Linked DNA regions of Homo sapiens: region 1 is linked to region 2. A link is a contact called in ENCODE Hi-C or POLR2A ChIA-PET data. All regions are on one chromosome and are shown on one strand. The core of a region is the stretch at or near the end of the contact, and the rest is flanking DNA. Distances in the headings are between cores, read along the strand shown. Region 1 holds the start of SETD6 (SET domain containing 6, protein lysine methyltransferase). Region 2 holds the start of ARL2BP (ARF like GTPase 2 binding protein).

What was found. A loop is a pair of places that touch in the nucleus more often than their neighbours do. ChIA-PET counts read pairs that join two places held with the same protein, here RNA polymerase II (POLR2A). Pooled maps may share reads with other maps.
Region 1: a pooled map shows a loop between it and region 2 (5-fold over the local background). The contact joins the promoter of SETD6 here to the promoter of ARL2BP in region 2. A Hi-C loop is called at or near these places in 4 of 50 pooled maps. POLR2A ChIA-PET finds 5 or more read pairs at or near these places in 2 of 52 experiments (activated CD8-positive, alpha-beta memory T cell and endothelial cell of umbilical vein).

What each region holds. Positions count from the first base shown.
Region 1 is chr16:58,510,654-58,516,896 of GRCh38, forward strand. SETD6 (SET domain containing 6, protein lysine methyltransferase) reads left to right here and starts at 4,864. Exons shown (of 8, transcript NM_001160305.4): 1 at 4,864-4,911; 2 at 5,138-5,444; 3 at 5,549-5,690; 4 at 5,825-6,019; 5 at 6,155-6,243. The coding sequence starts at 4,885. NDRG4 (NDRG family member 4) reads left to right here. Exons shown (of 15, transcript NM_001242835.2): 14 at 1-30; 15 at 769-2,966. The coding sequence ends at 923. RefSeq lists enhancers at 4,539-4,708, 5,749-5,918 and a silencer at 4,829-5,488.
Region 2 is chr16:57,240,466-57,247,082 of GRCh38, forward strand. ARL2BP (ARF like GTPase 2 binding protein) reads left to right here and starts at 4,794. Exons shown (of 6, transcript NM_012106.4): 1 at 4,794-4,940; 2 at 5,615-5,676. The coding sequence starts at 4,903. It overlaps LOC124903697 (a long non-coding RNA gene), which reads right to left. Exons shown (of 2, transcript XR_007065082.1): 2 at 5,350-6,617. RSPRY1 (ring finger and SPRY domain containing 1) reads left to right here. Exons shown (of 15, transcript NM_133368.3): 15 at 1-4. RefSeq lists silencers at 4,513-4,892, 4,983-5,192.

The sequences.
Region 1 (6,243 bases), core at 3,614-6,113, 1.3 Mb after region 2:
TGAAGGACCGAAGGCTGAGTGGAGGAGCAGGTAGCCCCACGGCCCTTCCCCTGATGCATGGACGCCCAGCCTCCTCCTCCCCCGCTCCTTCCTCTGCGCAGTGTGCTGCAGCCAGGCCGCATCTTGCTGTGGTTTGGAACCTTCTTGTGTCCTGTTCAACTCAGAAACCCCACAGATTCTTGCTTTTCTGCAGGCTTGGCCTCTAGGTTGGCTGGGTTGCAGAGCAGTCTTGCTTCTAGGTTGTCATGAGCTGCGTGGCTTCCAGAGCTCTGGGGATAGGAAACAGACCCTCCTTAGAGGTAGAGCCCAGGCCTGGCCCTGCCTGAGCCACATAGGTGGCCAGGAGAGTTCCGGAGGGTAGAGTTTGCTGCCCGCAAGTCTTGCTTGTGAAACTCTGAATTAGGGAATTAGGGCACAGTCTGAATTGAGGGCAGTATGCGACCACCGCTCCGCGTCCTCCTTTACAGAAACAGTCCTACTTCTCCACTGGCATCCTCTTGAGGGAGGCACGGCTGGAAACCCAGCACCTCCCTGCACCAGCTCAGGGCTGCCTGGTCAGCTGCTGGCCGCAGCCCCCTAGGCCCACTCACTGTCGCCGGCCCTGCATGCCCCCAGCCCGACAGCTGTCGCCAGCCTCCTGACTCAGGAGGAGCCCTTTGTGCCTTCGAGGAACGGTTCGCTGGCCGCTTTGCTTGCAGCCTACTTTTCCCACCAGAGGCACCTGGCCCTGCCCGCCAGTCCTCAGGCCCATCCTGTCTCTGTCCACAGTGCCCTCAGCCAGCATGACCCGCCTGGCACGCTCCCGCACTGCATCCCTCACCAGTGCCAGCTCGGTGGATGGCAGCCGCCCACAGGCCTGCACCCACTCAGAGAGCAGCGAGGGGCTGGGCCAGGTCAACCACACCATGGAGGTGTCCTGTTGAAGCCCTTGATCCCGCTGACGACGCCCACGTCGAGGCCCCACCGCCATCCTTGCGCCGGCTCATGTTCCCTTTAGTTTATTTTTGTGAGGGCAAAGGGGAGGAAATGGGGTTCTGTTTGAAAAAAATGAGGGGATCTTAGATGCTGCAGCAGAACAGTCTCCAGGTGTTTTAAGGGGCTCAGTCCTCCTCATCCCATCTCACTCTCCGTGGTAACTTAGCCAACTTGACCCCTCTCATCCCACTCCCGGCGGCCCAGGCACAGAAGGGCAGGGCCATAGGGAGGGAGATTCGCTACGGATCCAGGCCATTCCTGGGTGAGCCCTTGGGCAGGCATGTTTGGAGATGAGAGAGGCTTCGAGAGGGTGGGTGCTGGGCCACAGGGGTGCGGGGCCAGCTCAGGCACTGGCGTGGGAGCCCTGGGAGACCCCTTCCCCCACCCTCCACCAAGCACACCTGTTTCTGTCTCATAGCACATGTGACAATCATCTGGACAACAGCCACAAGGGGGCGCTCGGACCAGGCAGCCACTTTCCTGGTGCTCTCTGGGCCCAGCTGGTGCTGTAGGGCCACGCAGGCAGGGGCGTCAAGGGGTTTCTCTGCCCAAGGAAGACAGAACATGGAGAACCGTCAGGGCAGGAACCCCACAGACTGTCCCTTCCAGCCCACACTCTGCCACCTCCTGGCCCTGTCCCAATTCTGAGCCAAGGCCTCCCCGAGGCAGAAGTTGCCTGGTCCTCTGTCCCCACAGTGACCTGACTGGGGGTGAGGGAGAAGGAGGAGAGAGCCCATGTGTGGTGTGTGTGCCCCTGAGAACTTCGTGGTGACTGCCTTTGGGAGCCCGCAGGTGGCCAGAGGCAGGGGTAGCTGAGTTCCTGGAGACCCCTTTTTTGCCCCCAGGTTCCCCAGAGGGCAACGCCATCAGTAGCAGTGTGGTGTTTCAGGCAGAGCTCTGGCCAGGCTGTGCCAGTGTGTCCCGGACGCATCACTAAGGAAGAGAGAGTTTATTTAGTCAACTGGCCCAAGGCAGCGAGGCTTCTACAGTCCCACACCCCATAGCCGCCTGGGCTGGGGCTTACTGGGGGCTGAAGGTTCTGGACATGAACAAGGGTCAGGTAGAAGAGAAAGGCTTCCCCTACACCCCAGCCTCCTGCTGTCCCCTGAAGCCCAGGACTGCGTTGTATGCTTTCCATCCACTCACCTTACCCCATAGCATCTTGCGGCCCAGAAACCAGAGCCATTTGTCTCAGACCCTAAATCAATAATCACAAACCCCAAAACGGGAGAGAGCAGTGAAAACATGCAGGGCTGTGGACGGGGGAAGGGTTGTGGCGGGTGTTCTGAGGCTGAGAGGACACCTATATGCGTATTTCCTCTACACACATCACCCCCCTTCTATAATCTTAAGCCATGACTAGCCTGGTGGCGTGTTAGTTTCTGCCCAGTTCTACCCCCTCATGTGCTTCTTCTGAATACTGAATGTGACTGTTTGAAAGCTGGTAGAATTCATCCCTCTTACTGTAGATAACACTGCAAATCTTGGAATTTTGTTTTTTGCTGTTTCCAGATGTATCTATAAATATCTATACATTATATGTGTGTGTGTGTGTGTGTGTGTGTGTGTACATCGGGTCCTCCCATGTGTGGTGTTCTTCTGGAGGTTGTCTCTTTGGTCAAGGTGAACTTTTAATGTTTATTATTTTCTTCTCCGCACAAAGTAAAGAGCCTAATTTTGTGTATTCTGGTGGCTGCTGTCATGAGATGATAAAATGTAAAACAAAACTCTAGTCAACGTAGAAAGAGTTAACTGTGCTGAAAAACTAATAAAGAACCTAAGAAGAATTCCAGTGTGGTGATGCCATGCCCATCATGGGAGGCTTTTGGAGAAACAGAATGTTTGGGCAGGGGCTGCTGGTGCTGCTTGGGTTTTGGGTTGAGGGTGCTAGGAGAGGATGGTCTCCACCCATCTTTCTATTTCCAGTACACGTCACATTATTTTACCGGTGAGATGAGAATGTCACAAACATTAAAAGCCTTATGTGCTCATTTCTGCTTATGTGCTCATTTCTCCCCTGACTCTGTGACAAAATACAGCTCTCCTCAGCCAGGCACGGTGGCTCAAGCCTGTAATCTCAGCACTTTGGGAGGCTGAGGCGGGCAGATCACTTGAGGCCAGCAGTTCGAGACCAGCCTGGGCAACATGGTGAAACCCCGTCTCTACTAAAAATACAAAAATTAGCTGAGCATGGTGGCGCGTGCCTGTAATACCAGCTACTCGGGAGGCTGAGGCAGGAGAATCGCTTGAACCTAGGAGGCAGAGGTGGTAGTGAGTGGAGATCGTGCCACTGCACTCCAGCCTGGATGACAGAGCAAGACTCTGCCTCAAAATAAAACAAAAAAACAAAATACAGCTCTCCAGAAAAAAATGCCTTAAAGACAAAACAAAACACCCCTGCCCTCCAAATCTCTTGCCTGAGTCACTACATTCCTTCAAAGATAAATGACCTACTCTTTGCCTTCTCCTAAACATACGATCATGTCTGACAGGGTTAATGATTATACTCTGCAATCTATAACCAGATATACTTATCCCTAAACTTTGATATGATTTTACACATACTAAATCTTCACCTATGTATAACCTAAACTAAAATACCGTGTTAGAGGAGCCTCACAAGATTACTCCTGGGCTACAGGCCTCAGTCTATAGTCCTCAATAAGGCTTCTAAATAAAACTAATTTTAATTATTTAAAAGCTTAATATTTTTTCTTTAGTCAACATACCAATCCTTACATTAATTCTACAGAGTAGGTATTATCTTAGTTTCGCAGGTGAGGAGACTAAGGTTCAGGAAAAAGGATTTGCCTGAGTAACAGACCAGGCCGCGCGCGGTGGCTCACGCCTGTAATCCTAGCACTCTGGGAGGCCGAGGCGGGGGGATTGCCTGAGCTCAGGAGTTCGAGACCAGCCTGGGCAACGCGGTGAAACCCCGACTCTACTAAAAATAAACACAAAAAATTAGCTGGGCATGGCAGCGTACGCCTGTAGTCCCAGCTACTTGGGAGGCTGAGGCAGGGGAATTGCTTGAACCCGGGAGGTGGAGGTTGCAGTGAGCCGAGATCGCACCACTGCACTCCAGCCTGGGCGAGACTCCCGTCTCCCCAACGCGCCAAAAAAAAAAAAAAAAAAAAGGAAAAAAAAAAAAAACTGAGTGTTGAGCTGCGGCGTTGCTTGGCTTCAAAACCCATTCCTGTAACCTCTATATTCACAGCCTCATTTTCTTACATTTAACAGCATGCTACTTCCCCAGGTTTAACCACCATTTGTTTTATTCATTTATTTACCCAATAGGTAGATATTGAGTCCCTACTATGTCAGCTAATAAAACCCACCACGTGCTATGCAGCAGATTAAAAACGAGGATGTACTGGCAAATAAGGGCAGAGAGGATCTATTCTAGATCCAGGAGCCCTCTAGGCCACGCCACTCTGAAACACACACGAAAACTGCTCTGAACGAATACCACCAGTAAAAGGGTTCCATGGCCATCGGCAACAAGGGGTCGAGATCAGGAGGTCGCTCGCCGCCCAGTTGCGTCGCTCACCACCGGCCGGCCACCAGACCCTCGGCTTCCGATCCAGAAACCGTATTTTGTTCTTGCACCCAGACCGCAAGAAGCCTCAGCCCTCGGGGACAGACCGAAGGCCAGGGCTGTACCTGGCTCAGAACCAGGCGCCAAGCGGCACGGGACTCTCCTTCTGCACTCGCAGCGCGTGAGTGCAATTGGAGATCCTGGACTCAAGATGTTTTCATGAGGAACGATTCCAGCCCGCGGTAACTCCGGCCAGTCTGCAGCGTGGACGACAAAACAGGCACCACGTGGTTCCGGCGCCGGGGCGGGGCCAGAGACGCCGGAAGTGACCGCGCGGTGCGCCGGCCCGCGAGGAAACGCGCTCTTAGACCATGGCGACCCAGGCGAAGCGTCCACGGGTGAGTGGCGGGCGCGGGGTCCAGCCTTTTCCTCCGCGCCTCACCCCTTCTCCGTTCGCAGAACCGTCCGCCTGCGCCCCCTCCGCTCCCTCCCGCGGGTCCCGCGCCCCTCTCCGCTCGTCCCCTCCTCCACCCAAAGCCCGTTCTGCGCTCGCGCCGCGGTCTCCTGCAGTTCCCAGCGGCCTCTCTGGGGGTCGGACCTGGTCACTGCGCGCACTTATCTCAGGTGGCGGGGCCCGTGGACGGCGGCGACCTGGATCCTGTGGCCTGCTTCCTGAGCTGGTGCCGGCGGGTGGGGCTGGAGCTGAGTCCCAAGGTGAGCGAGCGAGCCGGCGGGCGGAGGACCCGCGGCGGGGCGCGGGCTGCCCTGACCAGCCCTCCTGCTCAGGTGGCGGTCAGCCGGCAGGGCACGGTGGCCGGCTACGGCATGGTGGCCCGGGAGAGCGTGCAGGCCGGAGAGCTGTTGTTCGTGGTGCCGCGGGCCGCGCTCCTGTCGCAGCACACCTGCTCCATCGGCGGCCTGCTGGAGCGAGGTGGGCACGGCGGCGGGCTAGGGCCCTGGGGCGGGGCGGGGCGGGGCGGGGCGGGCCCGGCCCGCGAGGCCGCGCCGGGGCGCTCACACCTGTGTCTTCCTCAGAGCGAGTTGCGCTGCAGAGCCAGTCGGGCTGGGTGCCACTGCTGCTGGCGCTGCTCCACGAGCTGCAGGCCCCGGCCTCACGCTGGAGGCCCTACTTTGCGCTCTGGCCCGAGCTGGGCCGCTTGGAGCACCCGATGTTCTGGTGAGAGCCTTGGGAGGGGTTGGGGAGCGCCTGCACCGTAGCCTGCTGCAAGAAGTTTCCCCGCCCCTGCACCAGTCCTACCCAGTAAAGTGTGTGAAGGAATGAAGGGAACCTGGGTGTGGGTGTCCCTGCAGGCCAGAGGAGGAGCGCCGGTGCCTGCTCCAGGGCACAGGCGTACCTGAGGCCGTGGAGAAGGATTTGGCCAACATCCGCAGCGAGTACCAGTCCATCGTGCTGCCCTTCATGGAAGCCCACCCCGATCTCTTCAGCCTCAGGGTTCGCTCCCTAGAACTCTACCACCAGCTGGTGGCCCTTGTGATGGCCTATAGGTCAGTGGGTGGGGCCTCTGAGGACGGAACCCTTTTCTTTACAACTCTATAGAGGGACAAAAGTGGAAAAACAGTGAAATCCACCCCCAGTCCCTCACCCAAGACAGGGCCTTAGCCAGGTTCTGTCAATGGCAGCTTTCAGGAACCACTGGAGGAAGAAGAGGATGAAAAGGAGCCCAACTCCCCCGTGATGGTGCCTGCTGCAGACATACTAAACCACTTAG
Region 2 (6,617 bases), core at 3,544-6,043:
TTGACTAAGATTTCACAACTTTCATTGGTGTATACTGCTAAGGTTCCAAGACATTATACTCTCAGACTTTAAGGGCTACTTTTGGGAGTAGGAGAGAATCAAGTATTAGAATTAAGAATAAGGCCACTTACTCATCCAGCAGATTGTTATTGAGCACCTAATATGTGCTGGGCACTGTGCCTATGTGGCATACAAAATATGCTTGTAGAGCTTATGTCTAATAAGCTTGTCTAATTATTGTCTATTATTATGTCTAACAGTAATTTGGAAGTGGTCCAGCTGAGACTAAAGGTAGTCTGTACATTTAGTAGAGAGAGGGAAAAATAGATGGAATTAATAGATAATTTGCGAGGCAAAGGAATGCAGGAGCCTAACAGCTTTCTAAAAATCTACCCTTGAAGTTTGTTCCTAAGGTGGGGAGAAGACAATATATTTGTGTTTATTGTAACAGATTTTTAGTGGAAAAGAATAGGGTCCTAGAGAGAATGAGGGGGACCTAATTTAGATGGTGGTGGGAGTGTCAGAAGAAACCTCACTGGGGAAGTAACATTAGTGAAACTTAAAGGAGGAAGTAGGACATAGCCTGGCAGAGACTGAGGACTAGCTTCTAGGACTGGGTAGCTAGGCGAACACAACATTTTAGGCAAAGGCACTAACTGAGGAAGAATGGGTCTCAGTGGGTTTGGGGATCCGATGGAAGGCCCCTGTAACTGGAAAAATAGGAAGCAAGTAGGTAGAATAGGTAATGCTACAGTGTTGGAGAGGCCAGGGAACTGCTCATGAAGGCTATGTGAAGGATTTTCTGTTTTATACTAAGTGCAGTAGAAGGCAAAGGTGTTTAAGCATGGAAGTGCCTTGATAATTCTAACAGATGGCTCTGGCTTCTATTTGGAGAATGGAATGGAGGAGTGGGGTGGGCTGGGGGTAAAGGACAAGCAAAAAAATGGAAATAGACCAGTAAAGAAATGTGTGGTCCAGCTGAAACTAAAGGTAGTCTGTACATTTAGTGGAGAGAAGGAAAAATAGATGGAATTAATAATTTGCCAGGCAAAGGAATGCAGGAGTGTAACAGCTTTCTAAAAATCTACCCTTGAACTTTGTTCCTAGGGTGGTTTACGTTTCCTGTTCTTAAGTTCTAGATCATAAAACAAAAGGGCTTCAATATTAAATTGATCAAATCATCCAGGATGGAAGCTAAATTGTAAACTTGGAGCCACCTCAAAGGGAAAGACAGGAACTCCCTATCAAAGAAAAAACTAGGGGTTAGCAAGCTATGTGGAAGCGTAAAGTCGTACATCCATATTCTGAACTGAATGTAAGCATTTAAGAGAAATTAAAAGCTAGACTTTTACTACTGATAAATTGTTACCAGGGAGAAAAACAAAAAATTATGGTATTTTGTCAGGTGATTCACTGGGGAAATCCAGCATTTCAGCCAAAAAAGTTTTTTAATGAATTTGCCCCTTTTTAAAATAACATAGAGCAGAAGAAAGTCATGGTGCCATTTGCAGAGTGCCAGGAAACTGATTCAGTCACAAAACTGACACAATTTCACTGGCAGAAAATGACTTTTGCACAAGTTTCAACCATCTTGAATGTGTATCCATGAAAACAAACCATCCACCTAAGATCAGCTCTTTCCAATATTGCCCATCATTTACCTTTTGCTATTTATTCACTCAGAAGAATTCCTAGTGCCAACCCCCAATCAAAGGATTTTAAAAATGAGTATTAATGGAAAAACATTTAGTGTATTCAAGTCAATTTTTAGTTTTGCTACAAGTGGAAAAAGGCCATTCTGTATTCAGGAGAAAACGTTCTGATTTCCAAGAATATGGTTTAACAACCCAGGGATTAGGGGCTATATAGCATGATGGTTGAAATAGGCCCTTTGGAGTGGGACTGGACCCAGGTCCCACTAATGCTTGGTTTCCCAGTCTGTAAAATGGAGATACTACCCACCTCATACCGGTTTTTTGTTTTTGTAAGGTCTCAAATATTTCAAAAGGAGACAATGTATTTATAAATGTTTAGCACACTATCTGATACATCCTTGAGTGGGTACTTTTTATCTTTATCCCCATTTGTTCCTAGAGTCAGTAAGGTTGGTGAAATGGATTAAAAGATGGCCACAAATTATTTGACATCCCTCCCGTCAAGAAATGAGGTTTATGTCTACTTTCCTTAAATTTGGGTGGCTCTGGGTCTGCTTGATCAGTGGAACACAGTGGAAGGGCTATTGTGCCAGTTTCCAGTACCAGGTCTTTAAGTGACTGCCAGCTTACATTTCAGTGTCTTGAAACACTTGCTCTTGGACCCAGCACCATGGTGTGAGAAAACCCAAGAATCCCCTGAATCCTATAGATGGAGAGGAACTGAAACCCCCCAAACCCCGGCCCCAGTTCTCTGGCCAATGTCCACAACTGAGAGCCAAGAGCCAACACTAATTTGCCAGCCATGTGAGTAAACTCCTTGGAGGAAGCTCCTCTAGTCCATTCCAGCTGCCCCCAGCCGACACCAACTGGAATAGAGACTAGCTGGCCCTGCCCAAATTACAGATTAGTGAGCAAAATGGTGGTTTTAAGCCACTAAATTTTCAGGTGGTTTGTAACAGCAATAGATAACCAGAACAGATTAAATCAAGGTGTGTTCCTCCTCCACTCCATCAATGACTTAGGAAGGGTAGGCAAATTCATTTTGTCCAGAAATGTGTGGTATATAGAGAAAGTAGGTCATGAAGAAACTCTCTGAGTTTGCTGTAAGCTGTGTGACCAGGGCTTGACTAAACAACTCAGTCCAGTAATTCAGCAAATCTTTTTAAATGCCTATCTTCCACTTGGTGCTAAACAGAGTAACTCATAATTGATGTCACCTGACCGGGTGCGGTGGCTCACGCCTGTAATCCCAACACTTTGGGAGGCCGAGGCGGGCAGACCACCAGAGGTCAGGAGTTCGAGACCACGCTGGCCAACATGGTGAAGCCCTGTCTCTACTAAAAATACAAAAATTAGCCGGGTGTGGTGGCACGCGCCTGTAATCCCAGCTACTTAGGAGGCTGAGGCAGGAGAATCCCTTAAACCCGGGAGGCAGAGATTGCAGTGAGCCGAGATTGCGCCACTGCACTCCAGCCTGGGCAACAGAGCAAGACTCCCTCTCAAAAAATAAATAGGCCGAGCGCAGTGGCTCACGCCTGTAATCCCAGCACTTTGGGAGGCCAAGGCGGGCGGATCACCTGAGGTCGGGAGTTCAAGACCAGCCTGACCAACATAGAGAAACCCCATCTCTACTAAAAACACAAAAAAATTAGGCATGGTGGCGCATGACTGTAATCCTAGCTACGCGGGAGGCTGAGGCAGGAGAATCGCTTGAAACCGGTAGGCGGAGGTTGTGTTGAGCCGAGATTGCACCATTGCACTCTAGCCCGGGCAGTAAGAGCGAAACTCCATCTCAATAAATAAATAAATTAGTAATAATTTATGTCACCTTGGTCACAGCTGTCACACCCGACTGTGTCTTTGTAACCATCTTTGTTTCAGATCCCACGGATATCTATTTTAAGTCCATTCAAAGATGTCTGCTAGGCCGGTTGTGGTGGCTCACACCTGTAATCCTAGCCCTTTTGGAGGCCAAGGTAGGTGGATCATCTGAGGTCAGGAGTTCGAGACCAGCCTGGCCAACATGGTGAAACCCTGTCTCTACTAAAAATTCAAAAATAGCCGGGCATAGTGGCACGTACTTGTAATCCTAGCTACTCGGGAGGCTGAGGCACGAGAATCGCTTGAACCTGGGAGGCGGAAGTTGTAGCCAGCCGAGATCGTGCCACTGCCCTCCAGCCTGGGCGACAGAGCAAGACTCCGTCTCAAAAAAATAAAAAATGTCTGCTAACCCATTCTGACTGGCCACCTGACCCTCAGTTCATACCTTAAACCCCTCTAGTTCCTCTAGTCATATACCACACTTTGGCCATAAGGTATCATGCAACTAAAGAGACACAATGCTTAGTTGTCCAATCAAGAGAAATCAGCTCAAACGAATCCTTTTTCAAAGTTTGGCAGTTTTGAAGAGGCCTTTTCCTGAAAGGTATCTGATTCCTGATTGCGTGGCTCAAAATAGTTCTTCAATTCTCATCTTGTATAATTAGTCAAGAAACCAATTACTGCCGAGTAATCTTTATGATGCGAAGATTATAACGTAAATTACAGGACATCGACTTCTTGCGATGGGGCTTTCCTTCCACGAGGGGTAGGAACTGTCTTGAAATCAGACGTCAGCATCACCTGGTTCAAGGGATAAGGGACTGGCTCTCCAGCGACTTGGCAACTTACAAGCGCTCTTTAAACACGCCTTAAACTACTTATTTAATCCTCCACACTCAGGGAGGCGCAATTTATTCTCGAGTTGCGAGTGAGGAAATTCTGGCTCGTGGCTTCGATTCCTTCATCCGTACAATGGGGGCGACTTGAGACGGAGTTCCCACACAACGGGTGCTCGCCGAAGCGCCGCATCCCTCCGCACTCCCTTCCGGGACTTCCTCTCCCTGTCTTGCCCCGCCCCGGCATCGGTAACGCTCGCCTGTGATTGGATGCCGGCCGGCCGTGAGGCGGTGGAAGGGGTTGCGGTGGCCATGGTGACAGGAGGCGGGGCGCCGCGCCCCTCCGGCAGTCACCGAGGCCCGGACCTGCGGCGTCGGCGGCGCGCGCAGAGGGCCAGGCGGGCGTAGAGGCCGGACCGACGCGTGGCGGCAGAGGGTATCCAAGGCCGGACCTGGCGCGCAGGCGCTGACCCGACCTGGCAGTGAGCTGGCCGCGGCCTTGGCTGAGAGGCCTTAACCCCGCCGGGCGGCCGCGCCCTGCATGCGAGTTGGGCCGCGGGCGGGGTTGGAGCCTACTCGGGGCGACTGCGATGGACGCCTTAGAAGGAGAGAGCTTTGCGCTGTCTTTGTGAGTAGCTCCTCCAGGGCGCAGGCGACTTGGGGCCGGAGGCAGCGGGCGTTCGCCCCGGGGCCTGACCCTATAAAACAGGTGTCCTTAGGGGCCGGGCCGGGCCGGGCCGGGCAGGGTGGGGGCCGCCAAGGCGCCGTCCCAGCTCCAGGCCTTCCTTTTGTAGAGTACTAAGGCTGCAGGTTTCAGGCCCCGCAGGACAGGAGTGCGAGGCGGGTGTCACCGTTGATCAGCGCCTCCATCACAATCCCCAGCCGCCAACCCTCAGCTGTCAGCAAAGCCTGGAGGGGTTGAGCGCCCGAGGCCCCTCCACCCCTCCCTGGCCCCCGCCTCCCGGACTCCTGACCAAATGACCCCCCCCGGCAGGTGTTTCGCCCGTGCCGGGTTCATGCTCACAAGCAGACAGGTATGGGGTGATAGCTAAGAGCCTGGAGAACAAGTTTTTATTAAAGTGGAGTCATGACATTGAACGTTCATGTCACAAACGTGCCGAGTGTGTTTTCTTCTGTTTGGACTTACTAGATCAGTCAGTCATTCTTAATCGTTGAAGATGGGTGATGGGAAGTTCGTTTTGCTACTCTTTTTTCTCTTGTGCATGTTTGAAAACGTCCATACTAAAAACATTTTTTTAATGCATTATTTGAAATAGCACCTAATCCAGGCATGTTTTTCAGCTCCTCCGCCTCTGATGCAGAATTTGATGCTGTGGTTGGATATTTAGAGGACATTATCATGGGTAAGCTTTTAAGATACTGTTTTTAAGGACTTGCTTGTTTCTTTAAGGACATTGAAATCAATTTGGAGAGTTAATTTTAAAAAGAGAAAACATCAAGCTGCCTGCAATTTTTAATGTAGCACAATGTAATACTTAAGTAAAGGCTTACTGCAGTTTGTCTTAGAAACAAACAGCCCAGTACTCCTGAAAACATCTAATAAGCATAGATTCAGAGGCTGGAAGGGACTGACTCAGGCTAATAGGGCACCAGCAGTGTGGCGTTCTTCGCAAAACTATAGGAAATAATGATCTACTCTATTTCTTATGTAGGGTAAGAGCAATTTCAATTTTAGATAGTTTTGAGTTTTAACATTTTCATGCCATAAAACACATAAAACCAGGCCAGGTGCGGTGGCTAACGCCTGTAATCCCAGCACTTTGGGAGGCCGAGGTGGGCGGATCACGAGGTCAGGAGATCAAGACCATCCTGGCTAACACGGTGAAACCCTGTCTCTACTAAAAATACAAAAAAAATTAGCCGGGCGTGGTAGCGGGCGCCTGTAGTCCCAGCTACTCAGGAGGCTGAGGCAGGAAAATGGCGTGAACCTGGGAGGTGGAGCTTGCAGTGATCCGAGATCGTGCCACTTCACTCCAGCCTGGGCGACAGAGCGAGACTCCGTCTGGAAAAAATAAAAATGAAAATAAACACATAAAACCATAACCATAAGCACACATGGCCATAAAGAAAACAAGGTATTAAGCTTCAGCTGGTTCTGTATTTTCCTAGGTTTTGAGTTCCTACTTGTGGATGTATTTGGGCATCCATGAAACCTGCTAAGTAACAGAGAAGCAGTAACAGTCCCCAGAGGTTTAAGACAAGTATGTAGGAGGGGAAAACTTACATTTGAGAAAATTCTGTTGACTTTAAGTTTTATGAGAATTGAGAAAAGAACACTGTTATT